Linked DNA regions of Homo sapiens: region 2 is linked to region 1. Evidence: chromatin contacts called from ENCODE Hi-C or POLR2A ChIA-PET data. All regions are on one chromosome and are shown on one strand. The core of a region is the stretch at or near the end of the contact, and the rest is flanking DNA. Distances in the headings are between cores, read along the strand shown. Region 1 holds the start of SLC6A6 (solute carrier family 6 member 6). Region 2 holds the start of RBSN (rabenosyn, RAB effector).

Region 1 (5,381 bases), core at 2,612-5,111:
CCGTCTCCTGGACCCCAGTTCCGTTCCTTACTCACCATCAGGGTTCTCCTGGGCTCCAGGCTTGACTGGCTTCTGCCCCACTATCCTTAAACCCAGTATGACTCCTGCTGCCATCAGGAGAAAGCCCAAACCCACTTACACAGCATTCAAGGCCCTCCGGCTGGCACGGTGGCTCACACCTATAATCAACACTTGGGAGGCTGAGGCGAGAAGATTGCCTGAGCCCAGGAGCTTGAGACCATCCTGGGCAACATAGTAAGACCCTGTCTCTATTTTTATATGTGAAAAAATAAAACGCCCCCCTCCCCACCATCTGGCTCCTATTCCTCTCTCCAGCTAGGACCCGGGGAACCTGTTCTACAAACATGCTTGGCTATTTCACGCCACTGTGCCCTTGTGGCTACTCTGCCCCCTGTGGAGAATGCCAGCCCATCCTGTTTCTCCACCCACAGACAATGGCAACTCCGACACTGTGTCCTCTAGGAAGCGAAAGTGCCTCCTGCCCACTACCCCACCCTCACTGCACACTCAGCTGCTCCTTGGGTCTTCTTCACTGTATCCTACGGATGGTAATGGCCATTGCAGTTACCACATGCTTCTACCTCTGGGACAGGAGCTCCTAGAAAGCCAACACTCTACCTTGAACCCAGTGCCAGCCCAGAGCTGACCTTAACCAAGGTCTATTAATCAACTAAATGAAGCACATTAAAAAAGCGCTCTCATTCTCACTTGAAGGCTTCCTTAGGCATTTCCAGATCCACAGCTCCTGCCCAGAACCCATAAATTCAAACGAACGCTCTGGCCAAGTTGGCAAACACAGGAAAATGAGATGCAGCCCCAAAGAATCTGACTCTTGCTCATGACCTTCTGCAGAAGTGGGGAATCAGCATGTACCTGCCAGGGTGGCCCTGGGATTTCAGGCCAACCCCAATTCCCAGGCAGACCCCCTCTGGCTGCAGCTAAGCTGCATTCTGGGGAGCCCTTATAATTTACTTCTCAGCTTTTTCTATATACGGGAATGTGTTCAATGACTCACAAGTTTCTTATCATTCAGGACTTTTGGAAAGACTTTCAGAGAAGTACACCTCCCAAATCCTTTGACAAACTGACAGGCGGACAAGTTCAGGTTAGAAAACAGAGTCCCCAGAGCCCGGACTGCCTTGTGGAGGGCTGACCCCTGCAGCAGAATGGGTAGCAGGGCTCAGGGGAAGGCACAAGGAAGGGAGAATGAGTAACTAGGGACAGAAGCAAGGTGCAAATGGGTCCCATAGGCTCACTTTCCTGCCCTAAGGACTGGGACACCTTTGTTCCTCATTTTCCCCAGGCCCCGGTTCAATTTCAACTCCCGAGGATATCAGTGACCAAAGCCCCATGGGGCCAAAACTCACAGCTGAGCTAGGGAAAACCTTTTGAAACTTAATTTTGTCCAGTCAAGGCAAAGTCCCTTAGGTGGCTCTCAGTTTGTCCATCTATAAAATGGGTACTGCTCACCAGGCCTCCAGACTCTGAAAAGCAGATGTGGTCCAATCACCACAGGTTGAGGTGACGGGAAGGAGGCAGGGGAGGATGATTGCAGCTGAGCCATGGGTTAGTACAAGGGTGTCCCCAAAGGACAAAGCCTCCAGAATGCACCTTGGCCCTTGCCATACACCACAGTGACCCAGGACCTCGTGACACCCTCTAATCAGCAGCTCTACAGCCGAGCCCGGCTTTACAGCTTACTACAAGCTTATTCAGCCTCATCTCCCTCAATCCCCTCAAGGACGTAGTGAGGCCGGCACTGGTGTCCTTGCTGCCCAGGCAGCCAAGCCGAGGCTCAAAGAAACCAAGGGAATCAACCAAGGTCACCCACCCATTAAAACAAAGCATAGGACTTAAATCAGTTCCCTGGGGACAAGCTCCTACCTCTGGTCCCTGGTTTACTCTATAACCAGTCTGCCCCACCCATTTTACAGGTAAGGAAACTGAGGCAGAAAAAGGGTTGCCCAAGGTCAACTGGGGGCTGAGCCAGGCCTAACACCTCCCACCATTCTACCAGTCCCACCCTGTTGGGGGTTCTTAGCCGTGCTAGGCCCCCTTTGGATCCTCTCCAACACCATCTTGATGAAATTCCTCCCCCACCCCACCTCCTCATGCCCACCCCACAATCCCTGGGTGACTCCCTGGTCGAGAGGGAGGCAGGTGGTTGCTAAGCACTCACCCGCTCTCTCTCTCATAAAAATAAACTCCTTCTGGCTAGGAGACTCTGGACAAGATCCCCTCCCTTCTAGCCAACAAAAAATTAAAAAGAAATTTTAAAAAGATCTCCTCAGTGACATTTACTTGAACGTCAGCTGTGCCAAAGCGGGGGCCAATTTAGTGAAGTCCAAATGGAGCCATGCGCCAGTAAACCTCAGCCCGAAGACCCTCCATTCAAGTGTCTGGGCAATTACTGAGCTGATTTATTTCCCCAGACAGGAAACGGGGGCCCAGGCTGCCTCCCAAGCTTTTGGGGCTGGTCCTGGGGATGCCGGGATCTGGCAGAGGCCCAACAGTGACCAAAATAGCCAGGCCGGTGGCCCTACCCGGCACACACCTCCCTGCCTGGGAGAGCTGCCCACAGGTCTCCTCTCCAGTCCAGGCTGAAGTCCAGGCTGAAGCTTTGAGGCTGTAGGAGGAGGTCCCTGGAATTCTCTCTGTGTGGCTTCCCTAGTGGGAGGGGGACGAGAATCTCCTACTCAAAAGAGGAACCCACAGAAGGAAGAGAAATAGTCTGGAGGGGGAAGTGTCCTGCTGGCCCTGCCGGCTGTCCACTACCCCTTGGCTGCCCCTCCGGGCCTTGGTCCCACCACTCAGGACTGCTGGACGCTGGCGCTGCCACCTGCACACCACCTATGGAGTGCATGCACCTATGGAGCCACGCTGCCCTATCACCTCTCCCCACTCAGCGCCGGCCCTGGAGAACCAGCTCTGGCCATTGGACCCTCTAGGCACCAGGGACACCCTCTTGGGTACAGCCGAGGACACACGAGTGCCCACAACCAGGGACCTGGAGACACAACCACACTCAGGGACACGCACGTGCACCTAGCCAGGGCCTGGAAGACGCAGCCCCCCACACACAGATTCATGCAGACACAAACGGGGACACACAAGAGCACACATCCAAAGACAGCACACTCAGGTATCACACACAGAGAGGCACACACACACAGCCCAGCACGCAGAGAATAACAGACATGCACCGGAACACACATGTGCACGCTGCTGGGGACACGGTGAAACAGTCACCCTCAGAAACACAGACACAGGGATACGGAGGCACATGTAGGCATCCTGACGGAGACAGGCACACAGATATGCCACACACACACACACACACACACACACACACACACACACACACACACTCTCCTGCCGCCCGCACCAAGAGCCGGAGCCCTTTTGCCGGGGAAACAATAACAGCCCCGCCAGCGGGACTGAGCAGGCGACTCTCGGTCCCTTCCGCGGTGGTGAAAGGGGCGCCGGATGGGCGCACGCGGAGGGGAGGAGGCCGGGACTGCGGCGACGCGGGGATGGGGAGGGGCTGCAGACGGCGGGCAGCGCCGGCTGCGCGCCCAGCTCCCGGTCCCTCCGGTACCTGGGGTGGCTGCGGCGCCGCCCGCGCTCTGCTCGGCTGTGCCGGGTTCCGCCGGCCGGGGGCTGCCTGCCCGCTCGCTCTCTGACCCGCTGGGTGAACGCTCCGCACTCCCTCTTGGCGCAGCTTGTCCTCTGGGCTTGCGGTCCTCGGGGCTCGGCGTTGGCGGCGGCGCGAAGGAAGCGGTAATTTATAAGCGGCTTCTTCCTGACCTCGCGTGTCTGTTGTCTGAGCAGGCAGCTCTCAGCATCACCCATCCTGCTGGGTGGAAAAATACCAGCTCGGCCGGGCCGGGGGCGGGGCCGGGGCGGGGCCGGGGCTTCCAGCCCCGCCCCAAGTGCGGACACACGCGCGCACACATACACATGCACACACATACACGCAAACACGCACGCGCGCATGGGCTCGGACACACAAAGAACCCGGGCTCGCCGAGCGCGCGCGCACACCCTCATGCCGCGCGGCGAACGTTCGTTGCCAGGTGCGGCAGCCCGCCCTGGGCGCCTCCTGCCTGCGGAAGAAGAGCAGGACAGACCCGACCCGACCCGCCTAGTCCTTTCCTTCACAGCAGCCTCCAAACTCCACCGCTCGCCTCTTCCGCCAGGCTCCTAGGATGAGGCCCAGGGCTCCTGGAGCAGCCAGGTGCAAACCAGACCGGGCTCGCACTCCACTGCGTTGCCCTGGGCGATCGTCCACGTTCTGGGAGACTCGGTATGCCCCGGGAGGGTGGCCTGAGCTTGTGGTGTGAAGCCAGGTACAGAGCTCCAGAATCCTGGCCTTGCCATGGCTGTGTGACCCTGGGCAAGTGACTCAATTTCTCTGCCTCAGTGTCCTCATCTATAAAATGGAAAGGAAAATAGTAGCGCTTGTCTCCTCCGGCTGTTATGAAGATCCAAGGTTAACAGCGTAGAGAACTCGGAACGCACCCGGCATCTAGGAAGTGCCAAGCCAGTGTCAGCTAATGTGACTATTTTTAAATGGAGATGGGGAGTGTGCCATTATTCTTGTCCTTATTTGAATGAACGGGCCCTCAGGGACCATTTTCCACTGCCCCGCCCTGGCAGCATGAGAGGGAAACGCTGTGAGAACCCCGAACCCCAGCCTTCTCCTGTCCCTCTCTCTCTCTCTCTCTCTCTGCACCTGGGAGGCGGGGAGGAGAGAGCCGATCCTTCCACCATTTACACGGAGAATGAAAGAAGAAATACCGGCCAGGCGCGGTGGCTCATGCCTGTAATCCCAGCACTTTGGGAGGCCGAGGGGGCAGATCACCTGAGGTCAGGAGTTCGAGACCAGCCTGGCCAACATGGCGAAACTCCGTCTCTACTAAAAGTACAAAAATTAGCCTGGCGTGGTGCCGGGTGCCTATAATCCCAGCTACTCAGGAGGCTGAGGCAGGAGAATCCCTTGAACCCGGGAGGCGGAGGTTGCAGTGAGCCGAGATCACGCCACTGCACTCCAGCCTGGGTGACAAGAATGAGTCTCAAAAAAACAAAAAAGAAGAAGAAGAAGAAATACCACACAGGTCCGACCAAGAGCTGCCCCCACTCAGGCCAGGATCCCTGCCTGGAAGGGCTCTGCAGCCACTCTCCCTGTACAGCCCCAGGATGCTAAGGAGCATCCCGAAGTGACACTGGCTCTCCCTGGAGGCCCCTGCCATCGGACTCCAACCTGACCTTCCAGTGGGTGCTCCTCATACTGGCTCCAGCCAAGACAGACGAGGACCACTGGGCACATGCCCTTCCTTGCCTTCCTGTCACCCTTCCCA
Region 2 (5,627 bases), core at 3,110-5,609, 700 kb before region 1:
GCGTGACTTTTTCTCGTGACCTGAGGACCATGCTGTGCTCTTGATTCTCCTCCTCCCTGCACTTAGGGCCACCGTGCAGGTTGTATGCAGCATAGTTGGGAGTAGGGTGGGGGTGGGGGTAAGTGGATGCTGAAATCCAGTATGTGCCCCATTTGCCAAATGCAGGGCTTGAGTGCCAGCACAAGGTTTTGTCCATGGGAGAGAAGGGAGTGGTGCCTCTTTCCCATTTGCCACAGGCCCCAATGGGCTTGGAGTGGTCCTGCTTTGTCAAAGACAATGCCAGCCCGCTACCTGCAAACTGATTGGCTTTGAAGCTCACATCTCCCAAGTCAATTCCATGTTTCCTGCTTTTCAGGTTTGCTGAGGCTGTTCCCCCACCCACTATTGGATTTAATGAATCTAGTTGCTATGTGATTCTATTCTGAGTTCTTTTTGGAGACATCCCATCTGGCAAGGCCATGACTCTCAAAGCTATTTCTATGACACCAGATTGGATCCTCACACCCTCATGCTATTGTCTGACTCAGCGCAACACAACAGCCAAGGCATGTGAATTACACTGCTCTTCCTTTTTCTTTATTTAACAAACATTTACATAGTCCTTCCCCTGTGCCAGGCGCTGTTCTAACACTTTCCAAATATTAAGCTATTTAACCCTCCAACCTAAGAGGTGAGTACTATAATTATCTCATTTCACAGATAAGGAAACTGAAGCTCAGAGAATTTAAGTGACCCGCCCAAGGTTCACGTGGCCACAGGTGGCAGGGCTGGGATTCAAACCCAGGTCGACTTTTGCTCCATCTTCGCTTTTTTCTTGTCATTCTTTCCCTCCCTCTTCCTCTTCCTTTCTCCCCTCGTTTTCTCTTCCTTCTTCATTCCCTGCTTCCTTCCTGACAGGGCCACAGCAACTGCCACCTGCTTCCCTCAGACACTGCCCAGCCCAGCACACCCTCCCTCCATCCTCCAGGCAAGGCTCTGCCAGGCTGTCTGTCATCACCCTCATTTCTCTGTGCCAGCAGACAGGGTGTGCCAACCTCAATGCCCTCAACCCGCTGGCTCAGACCACAGCAGCTGGCAGAGGCCTGGGAGCTGGGGCCAGGCCAGCCTGGAGGGCAGTTGGCCCTTCGGGAAGTTACATGATGTGCCCAGACCTTCCCCAATGACGTTTATGTTATCCATATCATAATTTATTTTCTTGCCCAAGGATTTTAATGTGGTGCCAAGATGTCTTGTGCTGCTTGGGATAAACTTAGACAAATAAGGGCCAAGAGAAAGTGAGAGAGTGAGATAGAGAGAGGGATAGAGAGACAGAAAGATAGAGAACCCTAAGGCAGGGGGCAAGGGTGAAGAGACCCAGCTGTCCACGATTCTCTCACTAGAAGTGGCTGCCTACAGTTTTGGGAACAAGGAGGAGTGGCTTGATATCATCCCTCTATGTGTGAATGAACTTTTCTGTGAGTTTCTCAAAGGACTCATGTTCTTCTCCATAACTATGCCTTTGCATATGCTGTTCCCCTGGCCTGGAAGGCCCTTCCCAATCGTTTCTACCCAAGGACCATGCTCACGTGCTGCCCGCTTCTGGGAAACCTTTCGTGAATTCCTGCAGGGGACTCTGCTGGTCTCTCCTCTCACACCAGAGCATCTGTGTGCACGTGCACATTTCTGTTTTGAACTAATTGGCTTACATCCCCTCTCTATGCCCAGTACAGGAGTGGTGCCTGGAGGAAGCTGAGGAGGTACAGGAAGTCTATCAGCACTTCACAGAGGAAGGAAAAGTGGGGATTGTGAAAGCCTCAAGGCAAGGTGACTCTGGGTTCAAGGCTCACCAGCTGGTGACCCTGGGCAAGTCACCTAACCTCTCTGTGCCTCAGCTTCCCTTCTATAGAATGGGAATATTATTACATTTTGTATAGTTTGTACATCATTGGGTTGTGTGAGAATGAAATGAGTTAAGATATGGAAAGCACATAGAACAGTGTCTGGCATGTGCAAATCCCTCAGTAAATATTAGTCATTTTTATTATTATCAAACTGGAAATAGTCATAGAGTTGCCTAAAGGATTAAAGAAAGTACTTTTGATGAAGTGTGAAGCATATAGGAAGGTCTTTGTCATTATCATTAACAGTATCGGCCAGGCGCGGTGGCTCACGCCTGTAATCCGAGCACTTTGGGAGGCCGAGGCGGATGGATCACGAGGTCAGGAGATTGAGACCATCCTGGCTAACACAGTGAAACCCTGTCCCTACTAAAAATACAAAAAATTAGCCGGGCGTGGTGGCGGGTGCCTGTAGTCCCAGCTACTCGGGAGGCTGAGGCAGGAGAATGGCATAAACCTGGGAGGCGGAGCTTGCAGTGAGCTGAGATCACGCCACTGCACTCCAGCCTGGGGGACAGAGTGAGACTCTGCCTCAAAAAAAAAAAAAAAAAAAAAAGAAAAAAGAAAAAAAAGAAACAATATCAAGAGCAGTGCCCAATCCACTGTGATTTCCAGAATTAACTTACAAGTTGAGGCCACATAGCTATTGCTTTTTTGAGCAAATGAAATGATGAATATGATATTTTTTTCTTTTCTTTTCTTTCTTTTTTTTTTTTTTTTTTGAGGTGGAGTTTCACTTTGTTGCCCAGGCTGGAGTGCAGTGGGACAATCTTGGCTCCCTGCAAACTCTGCCTCCTGGGTTCAAGCAATTCTTCTGCCTCAACCTCCTGAGTAGCTGGGATTACAGGCGAGCGACACCACACTCGACTAATGTTTTATATGTTTGGTAGAGACAGAGTTTCACCATGTTGGCCAGGCTGGTCTTGAACTCCTGACCTCAAGTTATCTGCCCACCTCGGCCTCCCAAAGTGCTGGGATTACAGGCGTGAGCCACCGCGCCCGACCAAATATGTTTTTTGTAAATGATAAAATGACAAGCAAAAATCATGATGGTTTAATAAACGTTCATTGCCCTACCCAAAACATAGTCCTGCCTGTAAGTGTGGCTCGTTTTGGGACCTCGGTGGCTTCAGACTTTCAAAAGGGTGGTTTTACTCCCAAAGTCCTGGCTTTTGGGACCTAAGGCAGAAGCTAGTGATGGAGACGGGGAGCTTGGCATGTTGCTTTGCTTCTGACAGGTTAGGAAGCCTCTTCCTTGTCTCCATCAGTAAACAAAGGGAAGTCATTATTCGCTCCTGCAGATGTTGTAACGTTAAAAAAAAATTGGCCATCAGATTGAGAGAAAAGGCTAAGTCACTGGAGCCAATTTCTTTTGTACAGATGAGAGAACTCAGGCGAAGAAAGGGGAAAGGACCTGCTCAAAGCCACAAAGTAACGTACAGCCAGGGCTAGAACCCAGATCTCTAGACCCCTAGTTCACTGCCCTTTCACTGGTGATTGCTTTCCAAAAACTCAATGCTCTCCAAGTCCGGAGCCCCATGTCCTTAAATGGAAGGTGATGGAGGCTCAGTGCTCCTGTCCAGAGACCAGGTGGGGAAGACTTTTTGGAGGCAGGGAAAGTGAGATGGGCAAAGCCAATATGCAGGACACCCTCCTACCTACCTACCTACCGTGCAATTACCTCAATCTTCACAACACTGTGAAGCGGAGACTATCATTATCATCCCCATTTTACTTCTGTAAAAGGGGGCCAGTAACACTGCAGGGATGTAAACGGAGGCCCAGGATCGTCCCATCGTCCCATCGTTCTCTGCAGCTCTTGCTCCTAGAGGCTGGCTATTGCTAAGGTCCAGAACGTGTGCAGGGCACAAAGCAAATAGGTCTCCGGGACTGGGATGAGGTTTTGCCTCTCTATACCCCGTGGTACCCAGCACAGCGTAGGCACGGGGTAGGTCCTGGCTGATCAATCGTCCTGCCTTTTGAAAATGCCATCTTTTCCACAGGCTTGGCCATGCTGTACACCCCGGGATACACCTTCTCATACCAAGTCTCCACTCTCATGTGGTTCTATTCTTGGACTTTCCATCGCCTCCACGTCCCCTGAATATTTTTTCTGTCTCTAGCTCTCAGGAACTTTGATTCCTTGGCTGCCTTATTCTTTGTGCACTTTGGTCAAGAGCCAAAGATCTACTGGTCTCAGCTTTCCCACCTGTACAAGGCGGTGCAGAGCCATTGGCTGGCTTTGACGCGCTATTAGTTCGAATTCGGGACGTAAGAACCGCACAAAATTACCGAGCCCCACTTTCTCTCCGCTCCCCACCATCCCCTCCCTCGTTCGGAAAGCGCCTGCGCAGAAGCCGCCGGCCCGCCCTCCACTATTCGAATCCGTATCCGCCCTTTTCGCGCCCTCGAAGACTCGGCGCTCGACAGGCGTCTACCAGCTTGTCTTCCGGTTTCGTCGCCGCCGCAGGCGCACCTGCCGAGTTCCGAGCGACCGATGGAGATGGCGGCTGCGGCTGAGTGACGGACGGTGGAGGCCCAGAGCCCGGGCCTGAAGGGGGGGACAAACCTGGGTGCCCGCAGGAGCCCGGCAGGGTACATACAGAGGGTCAGGCCCAGTCTGGGGGGCGGGGACACGACTCCTCCAGAACGGAGACGGGCGGGCCGTGTGTGGTTGTGGTGGGTGTGACGTGAGAGGTGGGAGATGGGGCTTTCAGGCCGTGCGTTTCGCTTGTGTGTGCCTTTGATGATTGGGCTCTGTGTGGTTGTGCGGTTACGCGGGGCGTATACACTTGGGTTTGGTTGTGCAGCTGTGGGTGGAGTGGGTGGGTGCTTGTCTCCCGAGCGGTTGTGTTTGATTCTCTGGTTGTGTAAAGCTGAAGCGTTTGTATTCTGAGTTCGTGTGGAGATGTTCGGAGTGTTTTGTGTGGTGTCTGTGCGATGTGTGACGTTGTCATGTCTGCTTCACGGGATTGAGTCGTTCGTGTTGTGTGTGGTCATGCGATGTGTGTATAATCATGTTAGTTATGTGGGTTGTGGTTGCGATCGTGAGGCCGGGTTGAGTGCGGCTGTGGGATGTGTCGTCGATGCGGCATGTGGCGGGGTGACATTCATGCTGGATGTACGGCTGCAGAACATGTAGCTATATTTATTTTTTTTATTTTTATTTTTTTTACTTTTTACGTGATTTAGAGTGCGAGGGGCTTGCTTATGTGTTCAGTTATGGTTGTGGGGTCCAATTCGGTGGTTGTGTTAGATTTCTTTATGGTGTATGCTTAGTTATATGATTTTGGAGTTCATTCATTTCTTCGTTCATTCATGGAGCTTTATTGTGCTGCTTCATTGTGTGTGCCAGGTACTGTGCTAAACCCTGGGGAGACGGCGAAGTGGAAAACATATAGAGTCTGTGCCCTCCCAGATTTTACAGTCTTACTTGGTCACTTCACGTATGTACCTGCGGTTATAAATTGAGATGAGTGCTGTGAAGGAGAAGTCCATTCTGATGCTCTGAGTAAGAGGCATTTCTTTTGAGGAAGTGAGGTTTGGGTTTGGGCTGAGGCGTGAAGGGTGGTTGTGTGGCATGGATGTGGTGGGCTTTGTGTTATTTGTGGTCGTTAGGGGTGAGTGCATGGGAAGAAAGGGAGCTGTCAGAGTCAGCATCAGATGAACCACTGGCTGGGGAGGGAACAGGCCAGACCTAGGGCTGCTATATTCCAGTGGAAAAGTTATGAAGTCACTGGGTTTCTTAAC

The links. Hi-C counts contacts between places; a loop is a spot of excess contacts on that map. ChIA-PET counts read pairs that join two places held with the same protein, here RNA polymerase II (POLR2A). Pooled maps may share reads with other maps.
Region 2: a loop to region 1 is called in a map of CD8-positive, alpha-beta T cell, with 10 times the contacts of the local background. The contact joins the promoter of RBSN here to the promoter of SLC6A6 in region 1. A Hi-C loop is called at or near these places in 2 of 168 maps with a recorded cell type or tissue (CD4-positive, alpha-beta memory T cell and CD8-positive, alpha-beta T cell) and 9 of 50 pooled maps. POLR2A ChIA-PET finds 5 or more read pairs at or near these places in 2 of 52 experiments (activated CD4-positive, alpha-beta T cell and activated CD4-positive, alpha-beta memory T cell).

Annotation. Positions count from the first base shown.
Region 1 is chr3:14,401,086-14,406,466 of GRCh38, reverse strand. SLC6A6 (solute carrier family 6 member 6) reads right to left here and starts at 3,861. Exons shown (of 15, transcript NM_003043.6): 1 at 3,620-3,861. It overlaps LOC105376959 (a long non-coding RNA gene), which reads left to right and starts at 4,060. Exons shown (of 8, transcript XR_007095825.1): 1 at 4,060-5,381. RefSeq lists silencers at 93-263, 3,538-4,067 and enhancers at 2,678-2,757, 2,828-2,887, 4,208-4,377, 4,388-4,437.
Region 2 is chr3:15,097,880-15,103,506 of GRCh38, reverse strand. It overlaps RBSN (rabenosyn, RAB effector), which reads left to right and starts at 4,359. Exons shown (of 14, transcript NM_022340.4): 1 at 4,359-4,472; 2 at 5,233-5,388. RefSeq lists enhancers at 4,272-4,401, 4,290-5,154 and a silencer at 5,492-5,571.